Regions from separate parts of the Homo sapiens genome. Here region 2 is linked to region 1. A link is an interaction called in ENCODE POLR2A ChIA-PET data of the cell type or tissue named here. Cell type or tissue: Panc1. All regions are shown on one strand. Links, peaks and the distances in the headings refer to the core of each region. The heading gives the core; the rest is flanking DNA.

Region 1 (6,851 bases), core at 2,798-5,297:
AATTTTAAAAAGCATGCCCACAGGAATCAAGCAAACCCGACCCTGCCACTTACTTTTTTTTAACGAGACAAAGTCTCACTTTGTTGCCCAGGCTGGAGTGCAGTGGCATAATCAGGGCTCACTGCAGCCTCCACTTCCTGGGCTCAAGCGATCCTCCTGCCTCAGCCACCTGAGTAGCTGGGACTGCAGATGCATGCCACCATGCTGAGCTATTTTTTTGTATTTTTAGTAGAGATGGGGTCTTGTGTTTCCCAGGCTGGTCTCAAACTCCTGGACATAAGTGATCCTCCCGCCTCTGCCTCCCAAGATGCTGCGATTCAGGCATGAGCCACTATACTTGGCCGACCCTGCCACTTACTAACTGTGTAAGCTTAAGGCAAATGACTTCATGACTCAGAGCTTCACTTTCCTCACCTGTAAAATGGGAATGAAAGTCACTGACCTCATGAGTTGTTCTGAGGTGTAAATAACATCAGGTGTGCAAATCCCTTTGCACAGGGCTGGGCACAGAACAATGACTTAATAAGTGGCAGCTATTGTTATTAACGTCATCATTATCATCACCACCACCACCATCATCACCACCATTATCACAATGAGCATCCATAGAAAAGAATGATGGTAATCTCAACAATGACATCATCCCACTTTCCCTTTTCATTTTTCTTCCTTTTCTCTCCTTCTCTTTGCTCCTGACTTTTGATTTTACCCCCACCCATTTATCTCACTGGCTTACATGACCCCACCAGGGTCCTTGGAATTTCTTATACCTTCTCAGCTCCTGCTCTATCCACCTGTTCCCCTGGTTCTGTGGCACCATCATGTCCCCTTCTTTGTCCCACACCCCTGCTCCCTTTGCCCCGCCCACCGCCCTTCCCCCTCACTCCCCACCTCACCCGCTGTTTCTCAGCAATGCCTTTCCTCAAGAAGATGCAGGCGGGGCCCATGGGGAACTGCATGGAGGGGTGGGGTGGAGCTCGCAGGGCACCAGTCTCAAGATGGCCCCTCCTCCCTGCTCCCTGTCGGAGCTCAGCCTCCTTATCTTCTCCAGCACTCCTTTGCCACCTCTTCCTGCCTCTCTTGGCTTCTCCTTCGGTCCCGGTGTCTTAGAGCTGTGACAGCTGGGCTGGAAATCTCTACCCGGGTTGGGGAGGGACCAGAGCTGTCCCTGCCTCCCCATCTGGCTTGAATGATATGGGTGGGGAAATGCAGAGTCAGGTTCTGTGACGCCTTTATCCCCAGAGTGGAATTGGAAAGTGCATTTTATAAATGGGGATTAGAGGCTGGATGTGGTGCTCATGTCTGTAGTCCCAGCGCTTTGGGAGGCTGAGGTGGGAGGATTGCTTGAGCCCAGGAGTTTGAGACCAGCTGAGCAACATACGGAGAGGCTGTCTTTACAAAAAATAAAAAAATTAGCCGTGCATGGTGGCACACACCTGTAGTCCCAGCTGCTCCAAAGGCAGAGATGGGAGGATTGCTTGAGCCCAGGAGTTCAAGGCTGCAGTGAGCTATGATTGTACCATTGCACTCCAGGCTGCAGTGAACTACGATTGCACCATTGTACTCCAGCCTGGCTGACATAGTGAGACCCTGTCTCGAAAAAAAGAAAAAAAAAGAAAAAAAAGAAAAGAAAATGGAGGATTAGAGCAGACGGCATCATTTATTCAATGTTCCAACAAGCATGTGAAGGGTCACTCCAACACTGGCCTCTGGGCAGTGAGATGGAGAGCTCAGCACCCCTGGCCTCAGGGAGTTTTCCTGGGTGAGTCGGGAATGTGTGAGAGTGAGCAGGATGCAAGCATGGACTTCAGGAAGTGGGCGTACACGGTGACTAAGAGCATGGCATTTGCTCTTCCTCTGTTCATCTCTTTCCTTCTGTCTTTCCTGAATGATTTAGAGGGAAAAAGCAAGGTGGGGGTGTCAGGGAGGGTGTGAAGTTATGGTGGTGTCAAAGCCCAAAGGGGTTTTGCGACTCCACACTAGGTAGGGTTAGGGGAGGAGGGGGCTGGGGGCCATCTGGCGTGGAGAGCCAGCATTCCAGTGGGGTAGTGGGGTGAGGAGAAGTCCACATAGAGGGGCAGCATGACCCAGGGTGTTGGGGCTGGAGATGGTGGGGATAAATCCACAGATGGGCAGCTTGGTGTGCAGTGTTGGAACATGAGCTGAGTGGGGCGGGGGCATTTATATGCAGGCATTGTCTGGGGTGGAGGTTTGCACTGTAAGGCAATTAGGAAGGAGGCCACATAGAGGGGATCTGGCATGGGTTGTCATAACCCAAGCAGAGAGAGAAATGTCCACTCATGGGAATAGCATGGTGTATGGTGTTGAAGCCAGACTAGGCTGGGAAAGACATCCCCACAGGGGTGAAATGGCAAAGGAAAAGGGAAATTGGCTACACACAGTGAGTAAGGGGAATGGGGGCCAGGTCTCCTACTGTTGGAAAAGGGAGTTACTAAGACAGAAAGGAGGAAAGTCGAATGAGCCCTGTGGTGTTGGACTATAACTGGAGGCGTTGGTATGTCCTCATGGATCTCAATTATACATAGAGAGATAAAAATAAACACATAGTTTCAGTGTGTATAGGAACATTTGTACACATATTCTCTAGCTCTCTCCACTAAGAGAACATAGAAACAATGATGGCCCATATGAATGAGCACCACTAGCATCCAAATCTTGACTTCTATATACCATTCTCCACCAAATGGAACCAGAGTGCCTAGGAAATTTGGCTGATTCCATGTCTAGAGCAAAAAAAGAACAAGATGAGCCTACAAACGTCCTATGCTTAAAGCAAGAAATTGCTCAAAGTGTTGTGAGAACATGTGGAAAGAACACAGGAGTCTGCTTGAAGAAGCTCCATTGGCCATACTGGGCAGTTTGAGAGTCAAAATAAATAATGATAGTAACAAATTATACAGGACCACAGAAGAAACCAGGAGTCCATACTCAGATAAATAAAAAGCTAAGTGAGAAGTTTGATATTTACAGAGCTCAAAATACCTCCCTACAAAATACCAATTTCAAAGGAGTTACGTTATAGTGGAGAAACGTGGCAAACACCATCTTAGTCAATGAAAGTGGACATCATCAGTAATGTGACAAGTTGGAATTTCACACCACCTGACAGGATGTCACGAGAACAGCATCGCTTCTGTAAGATTCCTGAATCTCATCATAATCAGACGTCAGACGAACCCACATGGAGGGATGGTTTACAAAATAACTGGCCTGTAAGCTTCAAAAATGTCAAGGTCATGAAAATCAAGGAAAGATTGAGGAACCGTTCGAGATTGGAGGAGACTAAGAAGACATGGCCGAGGCTGGGCGCGATGGCTCACACCTGTAATCCCAGCAATTTGGGAGGCTGAGGTGGGCAGATCACCTGAGGTCAGGAGTTCGAGACCAGCCTAACCAACGTGGAGAAACCCCGTCTCTACTAAAAATACAAAAAAATTAGCCCGGCATGGTGGCACATGCCTGTAATCCCTGCTACTCGGGAGGCTGAGGCAGCAGAATCGCTTAAACCCAGGAGGCGGAGGTTGCAGTGAGCCCAAGATCGTGCCATTGCACTCCAGCCTGGGCAACAAGAGCAAAACTCTGTCCAAAAAAAAAAAAAAAAAAAAAAAAAAGCTACGACTGAATGCAACACAGAATTCTGAACAGGATCCTTCTGCTATCAAGGTCTTCTTTCGGATGACTGGTGGTTTGCTGGCAATAGTTTGGCGGCCCTTGGTCAGTAGAGCCTCACCCCAATCCCTGCTTCCATGTTCACATGGTTTCCTCTCTGTATACATGCCTGTCTCTGTCTTTAAATCCCCCCCCCTTTTTTAAAAGAATTTTATTTCAAATCTGGGATACATGTGCTGAACATGCAGGTTTATTACATAGGTATACATGTGCCATGCTGGTTTGCTGCACCAATCAACCCGTCACCTAGGTATTAAGCCCTGCATGCATTAGGTATTTGTCATAATGCTCTCCCTCCCCTAAATCCCCCCTTTTCTTTCCTTTTTTTTTTTTTTTTTTTTTTTTTTTTGAGACAGAGTCTTCACTCTGTCACCAGGCTGGAGTGCAGTGGCATGATTTGGCTCACTGCAAGCTCCACCTCCTGGGTTCAAGCGGTTCTCCTGCCTCAGCCTCCCGAGTAGCTGGGACTATAGGTGTGTGCCACCATGCCCAGCTAATTTTTGTATTTTTAGTAGAGATGAGGTTTCACCATGTTGGTCAGGATGGTATCAATCTCTTGACTTTGTGATCCACCTGCCTCGGCCTCCCAAAGTGCTGGGAGTACAGGCGTGAGCCACTGCGCCCGGCGAAATCTCTCCTTTTCATAAGGACACTAGTCATTGTGGATTAGGGTCCACACGAGTGACCTCATCTTCACTTGATGACATTGGTAAAGACCTTATTTCCATGCAAGGTCACATTCACAGGCACTGGGGGTTACAATGGCCACATCTTTTGGTGGGGGTGGGACACACAATTCATCCCATAACAGTCCTGCTTTAATTCTGGAAAGCCTGTATGAATAATAATTGCTCTGGAACTCCGTCGGTGCCAGACTAACTATTCTAAGGTCTTGAGACTCATGAACTCATTTAAGCCTTTCTAGGATACAGGCTCCGTGATGGTCTATTCTACAGACGATGGAACTGGGGCATGGAGGCGAAGGCTCTTGCCCATGTTCTCATGGTAAGCAGATAACAGAAGTAAGATCCAAACCCAGCTGTGGAACCACCATGCTTAATTGCTGAGATATAGATGGAAGAAGATGGAAAGGAAAGGGGGAAGGGAAGAAAGGAACAAGTAAAGGGTACACAGAGGGTGAAAAGGGCCGCAGCAGGGGTGGTGGCAGACCAAGACACACACACACAGCTAATCCATCAGTCAATCAGCAAGCATTTATTGAGCACTTGTTGTATTCTCAGAGCTCCACTTGGCTGTGGAGAGATAGCCCATGATTTAAGCCCAAGTTCTTACTTCTACAGAGCTAACTTGTGCAGAGCTACTGGCTAGAAGTGCAGTCATAAAGGAGCAGTGGAAGGCATTGGTCTGAACTATCACATTCATTCTGGCCATCTGGACATTGGACATGATGCTTCTGATTGTCAGACACTCATGCTCCAGCTCCAGGATCTCCCGAGGGACCTGCAGGACAAATTTCACCACCTTCAGCTCCTTGGACGCCTTCTTCTGAATGACGCTATCAAAATCACAGTCTAGCTGGTCACTGGTGATTGGCCCTGTTAGGACAGCCAAGGTGAACTCAAGGCCATGAAGCGTGTGGCTGAAGGGAGTGAAGAACAGGAAGGCCAGGTGGACATCAGGGCCCTAGTAGACCAACAGGCCCACAGTGCCCTGGAAGCTGAGGCTCATCTATGCCAAGCAGCAACTTCGGGCACTATCCTTCGGGTAGTAGAGCCTGGGGAGAAAGGAAAGTTAGAAGTTACCACTGTGCTTTGTAGGCAGTGTTGCACACTGGATAAGATTAGAAGACCTGGAAGCCTCTACAGGTCATACATGACTTAGGAGAAAGACATTCATCCATTCTTTCATTCATTGAGAAGACCTGGAGCTCCACCACCTCCTCCTGTGGAGCTCTTGTGATCTACTTTTACCACGTAAACGTTTATTTATCCAACACTACGCTTATTAAGCATGTATCAGGAGCTGGGCTAGGAGGTAACTCTTTGGCCTACATCGAATGTCATGATACCTGCCAGAATTCACAAGATCTGATCTCTGTCCATCTCTCCAATCACATTTCATTCCGTGCTTCCCCTACCCTGATCCAGCAATAACAGCTTTCCTTCTGTTCCTCGAATAGACTGATATAGTTTGGAAATTCGTCCCCTCCAAATCTCATGTTGAAATGTGATCCCCAGTGTTGGAGGTGGGGCCCAGAGGGAGATGTTTGGATCATGGGAGTGGATCCTTCATGAATGGGTTGGTGCCTTCCCTGCGGTAATGAGTGAGTTCTTGCTCTATTAGTTCACTTGAGATCTGGTTGTTAAAAGGAAACTGGTGCTTTCCTCCCTTCTCTCTCTCTTGCTCTCTCTCACCATGTAACACGCCAGCCCCCCTTCCCCTTCCACCAGGATTGGATGCTCTCTGAAGCCTTCACCAGAAGTAGATACAGGCGCCATGCTTCTTGCACAGCCTACAGAACCATGAGCCAAATAAACCTCTTTCCTTTATAAATTACCGAGCCTCAGATATGCCTTTATATTAGTACAGAATGTTATAGACATAGGTAAGACACAGATCAAGGTCTTTCCCACTCCAGACACTTTGCATTTACTTTTCCTTTGCACAGAATTCTGTTCCCCAAGACTTCCTCATGGCCACCCCTTCTCAGTATTCAGCCCCAGGTGAAAGGTCTCTCCCTCAGGATGCCTTCCCAGACCCCCAGACCCTTTCCTAAAAAGCTTTCACTTTACTCCTCAGCACACCGCACGTTCGGTCGTCTCCATGGCACTTACTCTCCATGGCCATCCTGTTGACTTCTTTGTTTACCTGTTTATGTCATGTTGCCCCCCGGGAGGAGGTACATTCTACAAGAGCAAGAGCCTCATCTGACCTGTATGCAGCCACGGCTGCAGGACCTGGGCGGACTGGATCTAGCAGGCATCCAGGAAATGTTTGTGGAATCAATGAATGAAAGAATGAACACCATGGTGAGCAAAGTGATGTGGTTCCTGACCCCACACTGCTGCACACCTTATTATGAGGAGAGAGAGTCAACAAATAAGCATAAATAAGCCCTGAGTTCTACAGGTGAGAAGGTGGGGAGTGGACAGGCACAGAGGAAAATCATGTGTAGACACAGGGAGGCACCATCTGCAAGC
Region 2 (6,851 bases), core at 1,630-4,129, 52 kb before region 1:
AACTATGAAATAAATAAATAAATAAATAAAAGTATTTAAAAAAGAAAAATCAGATTAATCCTGAATTCTGAAACCCAACGTGTTCTTAGTTACTGTTCCTTTTTTTTTTGAGACAGAATTTTGCTCTTGTTGCCTAGGCTGTAGTGCAATGGTGCAATCTTGGCTCACTGCAACCTCCGACTCATAGGTTCGAGCGATTCTCCTGCCTCACCCTCCCGAGTAAATGGGATTACAGAAGCCTGCCACTACATCTGGCTAATTTTTGTATTTTTAGTAGAGACAGAGTTTCACCATGTTGGTCAGGCTGATCTCAAACAAGGTGATCCACCTGCCTTGGCCTCCCAAAGTGCTGGGATTACAGGCGTGAGCCACCACGCCTGGCCCTTAGTTACTATTCTTAGAAGAGGGGCTGGGCACAGCGGCTCACGTCTGCAATCCCAGTGCTTTGGGAGGTTAAGGTAGGGGGATCGTTTGCAACCAGGAGTTTGAGACCAGCCTGGGAAACATAATGAGACCCCCCATCTCTACAAAAAAAAAATTGACGAATTAGCCGAGCATGGTGGCATGTGCCTGTTGTCCCAGCACTTTGGGAGGTTGAGGTAGGAGGATCGTTTGCAACCAGGAGTTTGAGACCAGCCTGGGAAACATAATGAGACCCCCCATCTCTACAAAAAAAAAATTGACGAATTAGCCGAGCATGGTGGCATGTGCCTGTTGTCCCAGCACTTTGGGAGGTTGAGGTAGGAGGATCGTTTGAGCCCAGGAGTTTGAGGCTGCCAGGAGCTATCATCGCACCACTGCACTCTAGCCTGGGCAACAGAGTGAGACCCTGTCTCAGAAAAAAATTGTGGAAAACGGGCTATCTTTTCATCTCCATTTTTTTTTCTCAGTAAGATGGAATCTCCTTTGGAAAAAAGTGTCAAAAGAAAGCCCTCCCCCCAACTAAACTGTCAAAAATGTCAGCAACTATCAAATTAGAAACTCTTATGAAATAAAAGCCTATCCAAGACTTTAAAAATACCTTTGAGGAATCCTAGTTTTTGGAAATGACTGTTGCCTTCACTTATTTCTAACATTTCTTTTTTCTTTTCTTTTTTTTTCTTTCTTTTCTTTTTTTTTTTTTTTTACATGGAGTCTCACTCTGTTTCCCAGGCTGGAGTGCGGTAGCGTGATCTTGGCTCACTGAAACCTCCACCTCCTGAGTTCAAGCGATTCTCCTGCCTCAGCCTCCCAAGCAGCTGGGACCAGAGGCGTGTGCCAGCAGACCCAGCTAATTTTTGTATTTTTACAAAAATACAAAAATTTTATTTTTGGGGTGTGCTGGGGTGTGCCAGCAGACCCCAGCAGAGATGGGGTTTCACCATGTTGGCCAGGCTGGTCTTGAATTCCTGACCTCAGGTGATCCACCGGCCTCGGCCTCCCAAAGTGCTGGGATTACAGGCATGAGCCACTGTGCCTGGCACCTCTTTCCTTCTTGTTTGAACATCTTTTACAGATCTTGATTATATTCTACAACATAATGGGTGGTCTCTGGCACACTGCCTTTTTGCTATTATTATTGATACTTTATGAAGACCAAGTGTGCTAAGACATTGTACATTTGCGGAGCCACCCATTCTCCCCTTTAACATCTTTGTTTCATGTCACTCTTCACTGCATTGCATGTCATCAGTTTCCCATTCTGCAAGTATTTCTTCAATCAGTTTCCCTTTATTATTAGCCATACGAGATCCAAAAATCCCTTAGCAGGTTAATGTGGACTGGGTGCAGTGGCTCATGCCTGTAATCCCAGCACTTTAGGAGGCCAAGGTGGGTAGATCACCTGAGGCCAGGAATTTGACACTAGCCTGGCCAACCTGGTGAAACCCTGTCTCTCCTAAAAAATACAAAAATTAGCTGGGTGTGGTGGCATGTGTCTGTGGTCCCAGCTACTTGGGAGGCTGAGGCAGGAGAAAGGCTTGAACCCGGGAGGTGGAGGTTGTGGTAAGCCAAGATCATACCATTGCACTCCAGCCTGGGCAACAGAGCAAAATTCTATCTAAAAAAAAAAAGAAAGAAAGAAAAGAAAAGAAAATAGTAGGGCTTTTTCATTGTTCAGCTGAAACCTCTCCAGCTCCTCATAGCTGAATTTCTGGGAACGTTCCCTCCTCTGTTCATTGATATTCTTGTCCCTGACCCCAGCCCCCGCAAGGCCCCTTCTGTGTACACTTGACTGAATTTTATGGGCCTCGTGGATATGCATGGGCTTATCTCCAGACATCATAAATTAACCACAGCTGATCTCATCCAGACTGCCTTCTGACAGTAACCACTGATGAAGAACCCTCCTTTGAGAAGCTGCCTTTGTGTCCTACAGACAGGCTGGGGCCAAAGCCATTCAACCAATCCCCAGATAATCCAGAGCTCTTGGGAGCAGAACCTTAAAGAGAGATCGTGGAGAGAGCCAGGGCCCAGAAGAACTCTCTCAAAGGTACATTTTGACCCGGAAACTTGGGAGGGTGTGACAAGTGGGGTCTTAGGGCCCCCATAGCAAAGAAGGAAGGTCTAGAGCATCATGGTGCACTAGAAATATAATACGAGCCACATAAATCATTGTAAGTTTTATAGCAGAAGCACTTTAAAAAACTAAGAAGAGTGCAATTTATTTTAATAACATGTTCTGTGGAATCCATGTATATCTAAACGATTATCATTTCAACACATAATGAATACAAATAATTATTAATGAGATACTTTACATTTTTTCCCTATACTTTGTCTTCAGAATCAATAGGTATCTTACACTTACAACATAGAACAATTTGAACTTTCCCATTTCAAGTGCTCAAGAACCAGAAGTAGCTGGTGGCTGCCATATTGGTTCTGGAAGGGGACAGCCAGAGAAAGTAGGGAAGGTGGTCTTGTGGGTGAGGTCCTTTCTCTGTTAATAAACTCAAAGAAATGGGTTAAACCAGATTCTATGAATGATGTAATGCTAAGGAAGGTTGCCTGAATCCCAAGCTTAGGGAAGAAACTGAAGAAAAGGGAACAAGTTACCTGTTAAGAGACTGGGTGAATTACTTATTAAATTCTTGGTAGTGGATTAAAATCTTCATGGTTCTGTCAATGTTTGGACCATTTCTCCAAGGTAAGGCTTACTCTCCCTATTTTAGGAAAAAGAAAGTTGAGATTCAAAAAGAGCTTACTGAGATCCTGTTGCTTCTCCCTCCAAAGGCAGCCTAAATATGTAATAGAAGAGGTGTGTGTGTGCGCCTAGAGGTGGAGGGAAGGCTTACACTGAAGTTTTGTTTCAGATCTGGGGTCATTTGCTGCTGAGAAGCAGAAGGACTCATTATTTTGAAGGTACACTATACTTCAGTGACTTTACAGCCCCATGTGTGCCTGTAATTATTCACAATGGCTTCTATAGTTTAGGTTTTATCTCCACTAAACAGATAGGAATACTGACTTGGAGTTCAGAGAGGTGAAATGACCTTCCCAAGGCCACCCAGTTGAAACATGGGAGAGGTAGGATTTGAACCCTGGTTGGTTGGGTGCTATTATCTTCTCACCGCTCCACTGTGAAATTATTTTGGCTTAAGAGAACGAGAGGGCAGAGGCTGTGGGCTAAGCTGCCTCTTGGGCACCCTATCAGGGCCTTAATACTACCAGTTGTATCTGCCATTATTTTCCATGTTGGGTGGTAGATATTGGTGCCAATGTCTTATCTATAGCTGTTTGAAGACAGCTATCATATCTGGTTCCTCTTGGTACCCACCACATTTCCTTATAGATGATAGGGTTCTTGAATACTCATTGGATGGGTGGTGGATTGAAGGAAGATTAAAGAATGAAAGGAAGGATGGGTGGATAGAAGAATGGATGAACAGTGAAAGAATGGATGGATGGAAGGATGGATGAGAAGTGGATGAATAAACTGAAGGATGGATGAAACGATTTATCTCTGATTGTTGAAGGCAGAAATCATGTATGGTTCCTCTTGGTACTTGACACAGTTTCTTATGGATGGTGGGTTTCTTAAATACTTATTTGATGAATGATTGATGGATGGATGATAAGAGGATGGATTCAATGAATAATGGATGAATAGAAGGATAAATGAATGGACAGATGAGTGGATAGATAGATGGCTGGTGAAAGATGGGCAAAAGGATGGGAGAATTGATAGACAGATGGAAGAATGGGTGGAAGGATGAATGGGTGGATGAATTGATGGATGGATGTATGGATGATGGAAGAAGATAGATGAAAAGATGGATAGATGGAGGAATGGATGTAAGAATGGGTGGAAGGATACATGGGTGGATGGGTGGATGGATGGATGATGAAAGAAGAGTTGGTAAAGGGATGGTTGATGGATGGATGGATGAGGGAATATTAACAATGAAGAGTATCATTAAGCAGAGAAAAAATTTCTCAGAAGGTAATATTTTCAGGAAAGTTTGAAAGCCAATAAATAACAAAAGTAAAAGAAGAGAATTAGAACATTCTCAAAATGTTTGCTTAATTAATTAATTACTGCCGGTCTAGCATGGTGAATGAATGTTATCATCATCATCATCGTCATCATTAATGGCCAACATTTATTGTGAGTTATCTCTATAGCACGCATTGTCTTAAGCATTTTGTATCTTTCATCTAATTCAATCCTCCCAACAACTCTATGAAGTAGAACTGTTTATTAGCATCCCCATTTTATAGAGGGGTAAGCTGTGAAGTACCTTATTAAATGTCACTCTGCTAGGCACCACTGAAACATCCACACAGGTTTTTAATTACTGGCATGCCAGTGGAATTGGAATGCCAACACCAAGAGGCCCCGGCACAGCGCTTTGCTCTATAGATGTTCAATAAATTTGGTAAGTCAATAACTACCTCATAAAATTAATCCATTCCTAAGACAGCCATCTCATTGTTGCAGATTTTTCATTTTGTGATTTTAAACTGCCTCCTATTGCTTTACTCAGGGTGTTCTATCTTTTTTAAAAACCATTTTAACTCTGCATGTTTTCATGTGAGCATATGTGCATGCATATACCTGTATATGTGCACATATGATGTGTGTATATTACACATGCCTGTATACATATATACACATCTATAATGTATACAGGCATGTGCACGTATATGTATATACACATTATGTATGTGCATATACATGTATAATTACTGTTTCTAAAATGTTTTATTGATACACAACAATTGTATATATTTATTGAGGTACGCGTGATTTTTTTTCTTTTCCTTATTTATTTATTTAATAGACATGGTGTCCCACTCTGTTGTCCAGGCTGGTCTCAAATTCCTGGTCTCAAGTGATCCTCCCACCTCAGCCTCCCAAAGTGCTGGGATTACAGGTGTGAGCCACTGATGTGATATTTTGATACATGCAGACAGTAATGATCAAATCAGGGTATTTAGGATATCCATTACTTTCAACATTTATCATTTCTTTGTGTTGGGAATATTGCAACTCTTCTCTTCTAGGTATATACATAATTAAATTGTTTTTAAAGACATAAGTCACACATCTGTGATAAAAACTTAATTGGAAAGAAGTCTCCTATTTACCCCTGGTTCCCACTTCCAGAGGTGATTGATATCAGTGGCTTCTCACATGCCCGCTCAGGAAAACACTCTGTACATGTATGTGCATGGGGAACACAGATGCAGTGTCTTGCTGAGAACTACAAGGCTCTGACCTAGGTTTGCTAGTGTCACCATCTTTTCGTTCCTCTGCACTTACTCCAAAATTGGTAGTCAGCAGCTTCCAGTAAAATCTCAAGGATGGCCTGGGCGCGGTAGCTCAATCCTGTAATCCCAGCACTTAGGGGGGCTGAGGTGTGTGGATCATGAGGTCTGGAGTTCAAGATCAGCCTGGCCAAGATGGTGAAACCCCGTCTCTACTAAAAATACAAAAATTAGCCGGGTGCAGTGGCAGGCGCCTGTAATACCAGCTACTCGGGAGGCTGAGGCAGGAGAATCGCTTGAACCGGGGGACAGAGGTTGCAGTGAGCTTAGATCGTGCCACTACACTCTAGCCTGAGTGACAGAGTGAGACTCCATCTCAAAAAAAAGAAAAAAAATCAATCAATCAATCAATCAATCTCAGGGATTGGGCTAATGAGCCCGGGCATGCGCATTAAGAGACAAAATGGCAGAGTCCGGGGCGCGGTGGCTCACGCCTGTAATCCCAGCACTTTGGGAGGCCGAGGCGGGCGGATCACGAGGTCAGGAGATCGAGACCATCCTGGCTAACACAGTGAAACCCCGTCTTTACTAAAAATACAAAAAAATCAGCCGAGCGTGGTGGTGGGCGCCTGTAGTCCCAGCTACGCGGGAGGCTGAGGCAGGAGAATGGCGTGGACCCGGGAGGCGGAGCTTGCAGTGAGCCGAGATCGCGCCACTGCATTCCAGCCTGGGTGACAGAGCCAGACTCCGTCTCAAAAAAAAAAAAAAAAAAAATGCAGAGTCCAACCTTTTGGGGGACATTTCACTGGAAAGGGAAGAAAGTCTCAGACGAGCTTGTGTACAAGTCCAGTAAACACACCGCGCATGCTCACTTCCCAAGCCTAAAGGAGGCACTGCGCATGCGGGAGGCCCACCCTAAGGGGAAAAATGAAGGGTCCAGCCATGTGGCCCTCCCTTCTGTGCGTCAGAACATGTCACATTGTTTCCCACATCAGCAGCTTTGCCCTCACTGATCCCTGTGCCTGGAATGCTTGTTCCTCACACTGTGTGTGGCTGACTCTAGGTTTTGGTTCAAACATCACCTGCTCAGAGAGGCCTTCCCTGACCACCAAAGGAGACATCTGTCAGGCATGATTGTTTACATTCCCCTGTTTATTATT

Evidence for each region. ChIA-PET counts read pairs that join two places held together with the same protein. Peaks named below come from ENCODE experiments on the same cell type or tissue, not always from the same donor. Only the 100,000 strongest peaks of a DNase experiment are listed, where the experiment ranks them.
Region 2: POLR2A ChIA-PET joins it to region 1 with 13 read pairs; 4 of 35 experiments call an interaction of 5 or more read pairs at or near these places.

Annotation. Positions count from the first base shown.
Region 1 is chr19:48,042,964-48,049,814 of GRCh38, forward strand. PLA2G4C (phospholipase A2 group IVC) reads right to left here. Exons shown (of 17, transcript NM_003706.3): 17 at 4,883-5,425. The coding sequence ends at 5,380. CABP5 (calcium binding protein 5) reads right to left here and starts at 1,116. Exons shown (of 6, transcript NM_019855.5): 1 at 897-1,116. The coding sequence starts at 959. In Panc1, for the core only: no CTCF peak of the experiment used is centred there; no DNase peak of the experiment used is centred there.
Region 2 is chr19:47,992,342-47,999,192 of GRCh38, forward strand. It overlaps ELSPBP1 (epididymal sperm binding protein 1), which reads left to right and starts at 2,291. Exons shown (of 7, transcript NM_022142.5): 1 at 2,291-2,470. In Panc1, for the core only: no CTCF peak of the experiment used is centred there; no DNase peak of the experiment used is centred there.